Regions from separate parts of the Homo sapiens genome. Here region 2 is linked to region 1. Evidence: chromatin contacts called from ENCODE Hi-C or POLR2A ChIA-PET data. All regions are on one chromosome and are shown on one strand. The core of a region is the stretch at or near the end of the contact, and the rest is flanking DNA. Distances in the headings are between cores, read along the strand shown. Region 1 has its middle 120 kb from the start of CDC7. Region 2 overlaps TGFBR3 (transforming growth factor beta receptor 3).

What was found. A loop is a pair of places that touch in the nucleus more often than their neighbours do. ChIA-PET counts read pairs that join two places held with the same protein, here RNA polymerase II (POLR2A). Pooled maps may share reads with other maps.
Region 2: a map of thyroid gland shows a loop between it and region 1 (2.1-fold over the local background). The contact joins two enhancer-like sites. A Hi-C loop is called at or near these places in 1 of 168 maps with a recorded cell type or tissue (thyroid gland) and 3 of 50 pooled maps. POLR2A ChIA-PET finds 5 or more read pairs at or near these places in 4 of 52 experiments (Caco-2, PC-9, T-cell and 1 more).

The regions. Positions count from the first base shown.
Region 1 is chr1:91,619,807-91,625,171 of GRCh38, reverse strand. No RefSeq gene overlaps it. Among named protein-coding and RNA genes, the nearest start is that of CDC7, 120 kb to the right of the region's middle. Within about 2 kb of position 2,416, at least 5 of the 41 ENCODE cell types and tissues checked have a DNase peak (open chromatin) inside an H3K27ac peak, as active enhancers do; they include thyroid gland, where a contact is called at or near this core.
Region 2 is chr1:91,749,473-91,754,837 of GRCh38, reverse strand. All of the region lies in intron 4 of TGFBR3 (transforming growth factor beta receptor 3), which reads left to right. Among named protein-coding and RNA genes, the nearest start is that of TGFBR3, 130 kb to the left of the region's middle. RefSeq lists an enhancer at 1,402-1,902. Within about 2 kb of position 3,376, at least 14 of the 41 ENCODE cell types and tissues checked have a DNase peak (open chromatin) inside an H3K27ac peak, as active enhancers do; they include thyroid gland, where a contact is called at or near this core.

The DNA.
Region 1 (5,365 bases), core at 1,167-3,666:
ACAGTTATTTGGTGATAATGAACACAGTTCCGCCTAGCCACTCTTGATTGAACTGGGTTGATCACCTGATCCAAAGACATCCAGTCCATGGACTGCCCAGTGATCATTTGTATGCCTGGGCTTACAATGGTGAGGCAGGCTAATCAGATTCCTTTCTGATTGAAAGGGTCTAATGACTTTAAATACGGAAATTGAATAGAAGTATTTACAAGTGAAATGAAACGATTTCTGGGATTTGCTTTAAAATAAAAAAAAAAAAAGAGAGAGGTAAACAGAAGTTTATTTTTATTTAAAAAAACCTTTTATTTTAGATTCAGGGGTACATGTGCAGGTTTGTTATATGGGTAAACTTGTGTCATGGGCATTTGTTTGTTGCACAGATTATTTAGTCACCCAGGTACTAAACCTAGTACTCAATAGTTATTTTTTCCTGCTCCTCTCCCTCCTCCCACCCTTCATTCTTAGGTAGGCCCCAGTGTGTGTTGTTCGAGTTGTCCATGTGTTCTCATCATTTAGCTCCCACTTATAAGTGAAAACACACAGTACTTGGTTTTCTTTTCCTGCATTAGTTTGCTAAGGATAATGGCCTCCAGCTCTGTCCGTGTTCCTGCAAACGATATGATCTTTTTCTTTTTTATGGCTGCATGATATTCCATGATGTATATATACCACATTTTCTTTATCCAGCCCACATTGGTGGGCATTTAGGTTGATTCCACATCTTGGCCATTGTGAATAGTGCTGCAACGAACATGCACACATGCATGTGTCTTTATGATAGAATGACTTATATTCCTTTGGGTATATATCCAGTAATGGGATTGCTGGGTTGAATGGCAGTTCTGTTTTTAGCTGTATGAGGAATACCACACTGCTTTCCACAATAGTTGGACTAATTTACACGCCTAACAGTGTATATAAGTCTTCCCTTTTCTCCACAACCTTGCCAGCATCTGTTATTTTTTGACTTTTTACTAATAGCCATTCTGATTGGTGTGAGATGGTATCTCATTGCGGTTTTGATTTGCATTTCTCTAATGGTCAGTGATATTGAGCTTTTCTTCATATGCTTTTTGGCCTTATGTATGTCTTCTTCTGTTCATGTCCTTTGCCAACTTTTTAGTGTTTTTTTTTTCTTGTAAATTTGCACAGGCTTTTTATAGATGCTGGATATTAGACCTTTGTCAGATGCATAGTTTGACAGAAGTTTAGAAGAAAAGTATTAGTAATTGGAAGTTGGGTGATGGGTATGTGGGGCTTTAGTATTCTACTGTAGTGTGTATGTGTTGTGTGTTAAATTCTATAATTGAAACATTTATTTTTAAATTGCAGCTTTTCTAAAACTAGACCAATGAACACTGAAGGCAAAAGCCAAATCTCTATATCAAGAGTTGCCATTAGGCTGGGGCCTGAGTGGCCCTCACAAGCCACAGGCATTCCAAAGTTAGAGGAATTTGAAAGAATGGGTAAGCAGAGAAAGCTGGTCAGTTAGGGAGGAGAATGGAGCGGTCATTGCCAGAGATAGGTAGATGCCTAGAGAGAGTGGTCTCTGCTAGTTGCAGATTTCCCCTGGTGCCCAGCCATACTATGGTACCTGTCCTTGAATTCTTATGCCATTTCTGATCCCCCTTTGCCTCATGTTTATCTTTAAAAATTGATTCCCTTTTTCTTTAGTTAATTTGAGTCAAGCCTCTGTTCCTCTACATCAAAATAGCCATCTTCAAAACAAAGGATTATTTGTATCTGTTACAGTTGGGATCTGCCCAGGTAGAGGGGTCCTACCAATCTTGGAATCAAATGATGATCAGTGTCTTGTGGAGGATAAGGAGAGAGAGACTTGTAAGGAGCCAGAATGTCAAGTGATCAAAGTCAATTCAATCTGCCCTCCAGGTACAAATGTACCAGGAGAGAGTTAAGAGCACTTTTCCTGAGAGATCTTGACAGTGAACAGGCAGAACTAATAGGCAGTTTGCCATGGTAGTTTCCTGGGACCACATTGATCTAAGAAGTACACATGGTCACTGAACTGTCAAGTTGAACTACACGCCCTGTGTGCTAGGCCAATCTTCTCGCCTGAGGGGTCTTACATTTTGAATGCTATGAATGCAAGGTAATCTCCCATTTGGATAAGGATGAAAGGCTTAGAGGATGTCCCCTTTGCCCTTCAATTGACCACAAAGAATAAAGGGTTTCTAGGCAGGATGAAAGAAGTAATCCAGGAAAGAAGCCAGGAAAATGATTCCAAAGGGGAGTATCAAGAAACTAGTTATTGGAGGGAATTAGCTCAGAGGCGAAATAGGCAGAACTTGGTGCCCATTGTAGGACAGTCTCTGTAGAAGAAGTCTGGATCATGTGAACGCATCAAGGGTGCCAGAGGGAGGGGTGCCAACTCTGCAGCCTTGGCGTGGGAGATCTTGCTAGAAATAGAAGTTGTAAATCTAATTCAGGGAAATCTGAATTGGGAAAGAAAATATACTTGCCCTGAAGAGCTGAGAGGAGGGGGAATGGTCCACTTTGCTCTTTTAGGAAAATGAGGTGGTGCCATGTACTTCCTGGGTCAAGGAAGGTCATGCACTCATAAAACAAAGAAAAGACAGACAAAAGTGAATACAGTGTTTGTAAGTTTAAAGAAGAAAATAATAATCACCATGCCCCAACGTGCAAAATCACCAGAAACAATTTAGTGAATTTTTTTTTTAGTTTTTTTCCTATGCGTTTACATAGTTGAGATAATATATGCTGATTTTTAAGTGCCATTTATATTCATAGGTCAAATAATTTAGGAAGAGGCACTTAATGATATGTATTGTCAGTCCCTAAGTGATTTATTATCTTTCATCATTAAAAAAAATTTCAGTGAGTTAGGTCATTTAACATGAGACTTAAAGATGCACAAAAGCCATTTCTCAAGTTCTTTAGCAATGAAAAAGTTCATTTATGTTATTCTACGCAATACTCCTTTTGTGGAGAGGGAGAGAAAAGAACAGTTGTTCAGTAATTTTCTTGGCACAGGATCTTCACTATGTAATAAGCTTAGCCATTGTTAGAAAAATCTGGACAAGAACAGCACCAGTTATTGTTATAAGTGACCATCAAATCAGGCAAGAGATTCCATATGAACTGTGGGTTAAAGGATATGGCTCAAGAAATGTTTCTTGGCACTGAAAGAGAGGTGGAAACAGTAGACTCTACTGCTTAGACTCTAGCGAGTGGAGGAATAGCTAAGTTAACACTGCAGCACTGTGTCACTTAGGATGCTTTTGGCTGTAAATGACAGAAAATTTGGACTCATTTGTATTAAATAATAAATACATCTAGTGTCACACTGCAGATCCAGGTTTGGTTAATTTAGCTAATCAACAATTTCAGCAATGACCCAGGTTCTTTTCATCTTCTGGCTTTGCCATCCTAGATATATTGGGGGGGTCCTCAAGCCAGCTCCCTTCATGGCTGTGAGATGATTGCAGCAGTTCCTGGACATGGCAGTGCAAGAGAAGATGAGCCTGTCTCCTGCTAGGTGTCTCTAGTTAAGAGTGAGAAAAATTTTCCCCCAAGTCTCCCCTACAGGCTTTCCTCATGTCTTATTGGCTGGGGTTATGTCACATGTGCATACCTAAACCAATCACAGACCGGGAGGTAGACCGGTCACAGTCCACTTGGTGTCTGGGTATGAGGCTACCTTCCTTTGATGCCCATGGTTATGTAAGGCGATGGAGATGAACAAAGTTGGGGTTGTGGTGGAAAGGAGGAAGGAGGGAAACATGTTAGCAAGCAACAATGTTTCTCACAAGGGGTAAGCTTAGTCTCTGAGTATACAATATCCCAGATATCACAGTCTACTGAATTCCAGAACATGGTTCCAAACTGAAGGAATTCCTGCTCTTCTGCATGAAGGTGTATGTTGTGTGTGCACCTGTGTGTGTGTTGTTGATTTTGATTCTTTTATCAGTTGGTTATTGTATGTCTTCAAATAATGTTTTCGAGAAGAGACCATAGACCAATCTATTTTCTGAGTCCTTGCCTATCTGAGCATGTCTTTCTGTTGCCTTCATTAATCAGTGACAACGTGGTTAGATAGAAAATTGAGATTCACAATCGTTTTCCATCAAAAATTTGTAGATTTGGCTCCATTGTTTTCTGGCAGTTAGCATTGCAGAGAAATCAGAGATTAGATTACTTTCTTCTCCTTTGTAAATAGCTTATTATTAACTTTTCAACCTGAGTACCTGAAGGATTCTTTTCTTCTTTCAATTTAAAAACGTGCTCAGGTTGGGAGGTTGAGGCGGGCAGACTACCTGAGGTCAGGAGTTCAAGACCAGCCGGGCCAACATGGCGAAACCCCATCTCTACTAAAAATACAAAAATTAGCCGGGTGTGATGGCTGGCACCTGTAATCCCAGCTACTTGAGAGGCTGAGGCAGGGAGAATTGCTTGAACCCGGGAGGCGGAGGTTGCAGTGAGCCCTGATCTCACCACTGCACTCCAGCCTGGGTGACAGAGCGATACTCCGTCTCAAAAGAAAAGGTCATTTTGAATCATGTTCTCTGTCTTCTGTGTCTACCATCTTCTCACACACCATTTACATTTCCTTGTTCTTTTCCTCTACACTATAGAACATCTCAAGTGTGATCTCCAGAATACTAATATACTTTTCTGAAAGGCTAATGCCACTCTTTCTTCATCTGAATGTGTAATTTATATTATTTAATAAGTGTATTATATTTTAGTTAATATTTATTTATATTCTTATTAAGCTCACCTATCTCTTGTTGCTCTTCATCTTACTTCATGTCTTTGCAACCGATTCTTTTCTTTCTTTGTGACTATTTGTACCTCTTTCACAGAAGTTTCTTCCATGCTTCTGAGGATATTACACAGTTTTCTAAAATGTGTTCTGGTTCCCCTGTAGGAGATCATTTTCAGAGGAATGTTTTTCATCTTGTCTTCTGCATAATTGTATTTGTGCTCCCAATGCCAGCTTTCTTTTTTTTTTTTTTTTTCCTGATTACTCATGTTTGAACGAGAAGAGAATGAGCTAGTCTCGGATTCACCCACAGACAGGGTGTGTAGATTTTATTTGGTTCTGTTGATTGGACACTTGGGTAATGATTGAATTTTCTCAGCTCTACAGCTGGAGAGCAGGTTGATGATAATGGATCTTGGCCCAATTTCGAGAATTTAGCTAACATTCCTATAATATAGCTCTGCTGTGCTGAATTCCTACCCCATTGTCTGATTCTGTGATACACTTCTATCCCCAGCTGTAGCATTTTATTTCTGGTGATTATTCCTAACAGAACGCAATGTATCCAGCACTCCCAGTCTGATACACTTCCAAGAATTGGTCTCCAAGTGGATGGCAAAA
Region 2 (5,365 bases), core at 2,127-4,626, 130 kb before region 1:
GACCTTTTTATTTAAATGGACATGTCTGTGTTGTTATGACTGCCCAAATTAAAAAAGGAAAACTTTCATAATTAGTTAGGAGGGCCTTATGTTACCCAGGACATCGCAGCCACCCTTGAGGGTGACTGAAAACATACTTTAATACTAGTAATAAAGGCATCTGTCTTTTTCTGTCAAATCATTTCAGTCCTTCTCACCCCCTCACAGCACAGGCAAGAAGGGAACGTGTCAGGCAGGGAGAAAGTGGGATTTGGTTTTCTCTGCAGGTGCAGCTCCTTTATCTGGTTATTCTGGTTACCTAGGAAATATGAGTGGGATGAAGAGTGATGCTTTCAGGCTGAGTTTCAAGTAGTGAATCTTTGAGTGTGAGTCACACACACACGTGATGAAGTTGTAATAATCTTATAGTTTTCCTTTTGCAGGGTGTATGGGTGGCCCAGAGAACAATCAGAAATAAAAATCATCTTACCCTCTCAGTGTGCCATGTTGAAACTGCAAATAATCTCTTAGAAGGATCACATAAGCCTGTTTTTATTTATGCATTCATTTCTACACTGAAAAAAAAAGTAAGATAACTTAACTGGGTGATGATGCCTGAACCTTCAACCTGAATTTGCTAAAATGAGAGCCACAGTATGAAGTTGTCTTTAAGGACATACTACAATTTAAATACACGGTTTCTAGAGAAAAGACACAAATGGCCAAAAAACACATGAAAAGATGCTCAATATCATGAGTCATTAGGGACATGCTAATGAAAACCACAGTGAGATGCCACTTCACACTAGGATGGCTTTAATAAAAAAGGCGATAACAAGGGTTGTGAAAGCTGTAGGGAAATTGGAACACGCATACATTGCTGGTGGGAATGTAAAATGGTTCTGTGGAAAACTGAGCAAAACACATGTCCCCAAGAACTTGTCCACAAATGTCCAAAGCATCATTATTCACAGTAACCAAAAAGTGGAAACAACCCAAATGTCTACCAACAGATGAGTGGATGAAAACAGTGCTATATCCATATAATGGAATATTAGCCATAAAAAGGATTGAAGTTCTGATACATACCACAACATAGATGGGTCTTGAAAACATTATACTAAGTGAAAGAAGCCAGATGCTAATTGTCACAAGTTGTATGATTCCAATTTATATAAAATGTCCAGAATGGGCAAATCTATAGAAACAGAAAGTAGATTAGTAATTGCCAGGGGCTGATGGGAGGGGAAAATGGGGAATGACTACTAATGATACGAGATTTCTTTTGGGAGGTGACAAAAATGTTCTATAATTACATAGTGGTGAATATACCACACCTTGTGAATACACACAGAAACACTGAATTGTACAGTTTAAAAGGCTGAATATTATGGTATGTGGACTGTATTTCATAAAACTAGTAAAAACTTGCTGCAGCACTTTTTTTTTTTTTTTTTTTTTTTTTTTTGAGGACAGAGTCTCACTCCCTTACTCAGGCTGGAGTGCAGTGGTGCAAACATGCCTCACTGTAGCCTCAACCTTCTGGGCTCAAGCGATCCTCCTGCCTCAGCCTCCCGAGTAGCTGGGACTACAGGTGCATGCCAACATGACCAGCTGATTTTTTTTGGTATTTTTTGTAGAGATAGGGTTTTGCCATATTGTCCAGGCTAATCTCAAACTCCTGGTCTCAAGTGATGCACCCACTTTGGCCTCCCAAAGTGCTGGGTTTATAGGCGCGAGCCACAGTGCTGGGCAGGGACTAGGTTTTTAAATGTATCTTTTTACTTTATTCCATGTACCTGATTTTTTTTTCTTTTTTTCTTTTTTTTTTTGAGAGAGGGTCTGGCTCTGTAGCCCAAGCTAGAGTTCAGTGGCATGATCTCGGCTCACTGTAACCTCTGCTGCCTGGGCTCAAACCATCCTCTCACCTCAGCCTCCCGAGTAGCTGGGATTACAGGCATGTACCCCCACACCCAGCTAATTTTTGACTTTTTTTTTTGTAAAGATGGGGTTTCACTTTGTTGCCCAGGCTGGTCTTAAACTCTTGGGCTGAAGCCGTCCACCTGCCTTGGCCTCCCAAAGTACTGGGATTACAGGTGTGAGCCACTATGCCCGGCCTCTAATTTTTTTTTTTTAATCTTGCTTTATTTGTATTCCAAACTTGAGCATTCTCTCCTGCAAGGTCTGTAGACTTGGAGCCCTAGGACAAGCAGACGTTTTCAAGATGAGACCCTAGTGCCTGGCTTTTAATAACCTAAAATACCTAGTCCAGAGGCCTTGGCCAGCTTACTTATGTCAGGCTTAGTCACTTTGCATGCTCATAAGGAAAAAAGGGTATCTAAGATTAGAAGTTTCAAGAAATAAGCAGCTTCTTCCAACCTCATTCACTCTCGATATTACTGTGCTGTGATCTATTTTTTTCTAGCCATTTATCATTAAAATCAGAGAGCAAATGTATGTGAATGTGTGTATGTTTGAGTGGGGGATGGGGCATAGAAGGGGATTTTGGTCTTTGAGGTACAATTGCTGGAGCTGGCATATAAAAATAGAGGATGCCCAATTAAAGTTGAATTTCAGATAAATAACAAATCATTTTGTTAGTGTGCCCATGTAGTATATGGGACATAACATATACTGAAAAAGTATTCATTGTTTACCTGAAATTCAACTTTAACTGGGTGTCCTGTACTTTATTGGGCAGCTCTACTCGGAGGTAATTCAGGTTTTTGTTTCCAGTTAACACCCTGGCCTGGGTGTTAGGAGGCCTGAGTACTAGTCTTGGCTCTGCCACTAACTAGTTATATACATCATCGGGAAAAAAAATCACTTAACTACTCAGACCTCGTTTCCTCATTTCTAAAATGAGGGGATCGTACTAGCTCATCTCTAAAGTTCCTCCCAGCTTTTAAACTCTGTGATTCTTTGATAGTACGACTGCTAGATGTTATATCCCAATTTAATTTGGAACAGAAACTGGCAAATTGAGCATTGCCTCTTCAGCAAATCCAAGTAAATATCAAGGCAGGGCAGTTGCAATAAATGACAGAAACTAAACTCTATGCTATTAGCTTTGGATTAAAAACAAATCAAAACTTAATCCTAATGAAAAATGTAAATTAATAAATTTAAAACCAGTTTTGTATTTTCAAGAAGCGGGGAGGGATGGGTGAAGAAGCTGGAGCTGCCAACATCTAGTTTATTCCTTTTACTTAAACTAGAGGCATTAAAAAAAAAAAGGTCCAAATATTTTGGGCCTCTGCCACCAAACCACAGGCAGTTCTCTGGTCTGCACTGGAGTTTGGATGACTGACAAGACTCAGTGAAAAACAAGTGCTATTTGTTTTCCTGTGCCTAGTATTTAACTGGAAATCAGAAGGCTAAATTTCCAATCAGTTGCTAAATAGCCCCAGATGTGTGCTCAGTGCAGCACTAGGAAGGGACACGCACAGCCCATACCACCGTGCATGTCCAGCTGTTACCTTTTCATGAAGCCAAGTGATGTGTAACTGAGGGTTGTAGTGTCTGTCCAAAAACGCCCTAAGAATAACTCAGACATTCAAGTTTGCTTGTGGAGAAGGGAACTTTTTTTAAAAAAAATTCTGTATTCTATTGTGTTACATTTAAAAATCTGGAAATAATTTTTTTCTTTGCTAATTTCCTTCTTTCCCTTCTTTGGCAGTTCCCCCACCCCCATGTTTAGAAAAAAACACAGAATTAGCATACCGGGTATGATGGTTTATGTATGTGCTTGTTCATTCATCCAACACACAGTTTTTAGTGCCTGACTGTGAACTGTGCTAGCTGTGGAGGATCTAGGGAAAACTGGGGTGAATTGCCTGTCGTCAGGGAGCTTCCCATTGTGTGGGAGAGCTGATTGAAAAATTGGGAATTGCAGTTTAGTGTGCTAAGTACTATTACGCTAAATAATAGTGAAAATTGGAGAAGATGAGAATAGTAGAAATTGGAGAAAATGAGAATTCTCTTCTTCCAAATGCAATCAAGGCAGCTTCCTGCATGAGGTTGGCTCTGGAGAACAGCATGTGGCAAATGGGTCAAGGTTGCAGACACAAACACAGCTCTTGGCTCGGCCAGAAGCATTACCCCTGTATTCCAGGGACCCGGATATACCAGTTTGTGTTTTGCAGTGAGGTCTTTCCCCAGATAAATTCTCTCTTGAAGGGAGATTAAATAACTAAATGTTTCAAGATTGCTGGTGGTTCTTCTTCTTTTTTTAAATGTCTCTTGTGGAATGACTCATTGTGTCCTGTGGGATATTCCAAGTGGTTGTGTACCATGCATTTTTATTCCGGAGTCTGCTCATCTGTTGGTTTTGTGGCTTGTCCTTAAGGGCCTTAATTATATGGGTCTTGATCCTCTCATGAACTAGGGTCAGTCAACTACCCTAGTTCAAACAAGTCATTCCTGTTTCCTAGGAATAGGAGTTTTTGGCCCTATTGTGGCCATTGAGCTCTTCCTAAATGTCACTATGGCAATTAGAACATTGGAAAGAGCCCAGTTTCAACTGGTAAACCTGGTCCAGAAGGGGTTTTTGAAAGACTCCCTGGGATTTATTCTAACTTGCTAGGTTAAGGCTGGTGAATGTTGTGAGTGAGTGAATGGCCCGTGGCCCCTGGGAGATTTGCCTGGGTGTATTTTTCCTGAGGAAGACCTACTGTCCAGGAGGGTTCACGCAAGTGTAGACTTTTCCTGGCTCTGGCTGGACTTGCGTCATGTCTGTGTGCAGGCATGGGTTGCAGCCCTGTGAAGGCTTTGCTTTCATTCAACAAATTGAGGTCAAATAAACTCACTTTCACTGAGGAGGCAAGGTTGGTGTTTCTTCGTGTGGAGTCCCATAACGTCTTTTAAGGCTTTATTGTCTAAGGCTAATCTGGTAATCAGATGCATCTGCCCTTCCCAAGTGTTGGGCAATTGTATCAAATGTCACATCTCTGGTGCCCTTTGTTGACGTGGTGGCCAGCCTCCAGAGAGCTGTTCGGTAGAAAAAGTGACTGTTTTGTTAAGGAAGGTTGCAGAATATTTTATTTCCATGTAATAGGAGGGGAAAGAAACCCCAACTGTCTACCAGGAGACTCTGGGAGGCTGACTTGAAGGCTGTGGCTGTGCCTTGTTCCGCTCATAAATTATAGACAGTGATGCCTTTGGTAAGGGTTCTCCACAGGTGACCTACACTCTCCATCTCAGAAAGCAACTCCAGGATGGTCCAACTCCTTCCTGGACACAGGTTGTTGGGTTTATTTGAGGCAAATTGGTTCTTGCACCTCGAGTCCACATTATCTAACTCTAGCTTGGAAGCTACTTCTGATTTCGCAGGGGAGGAAGGAGTCCCTTTAGCCTTCTAATTTCTGTGTCTAGGATAGAATTTGCT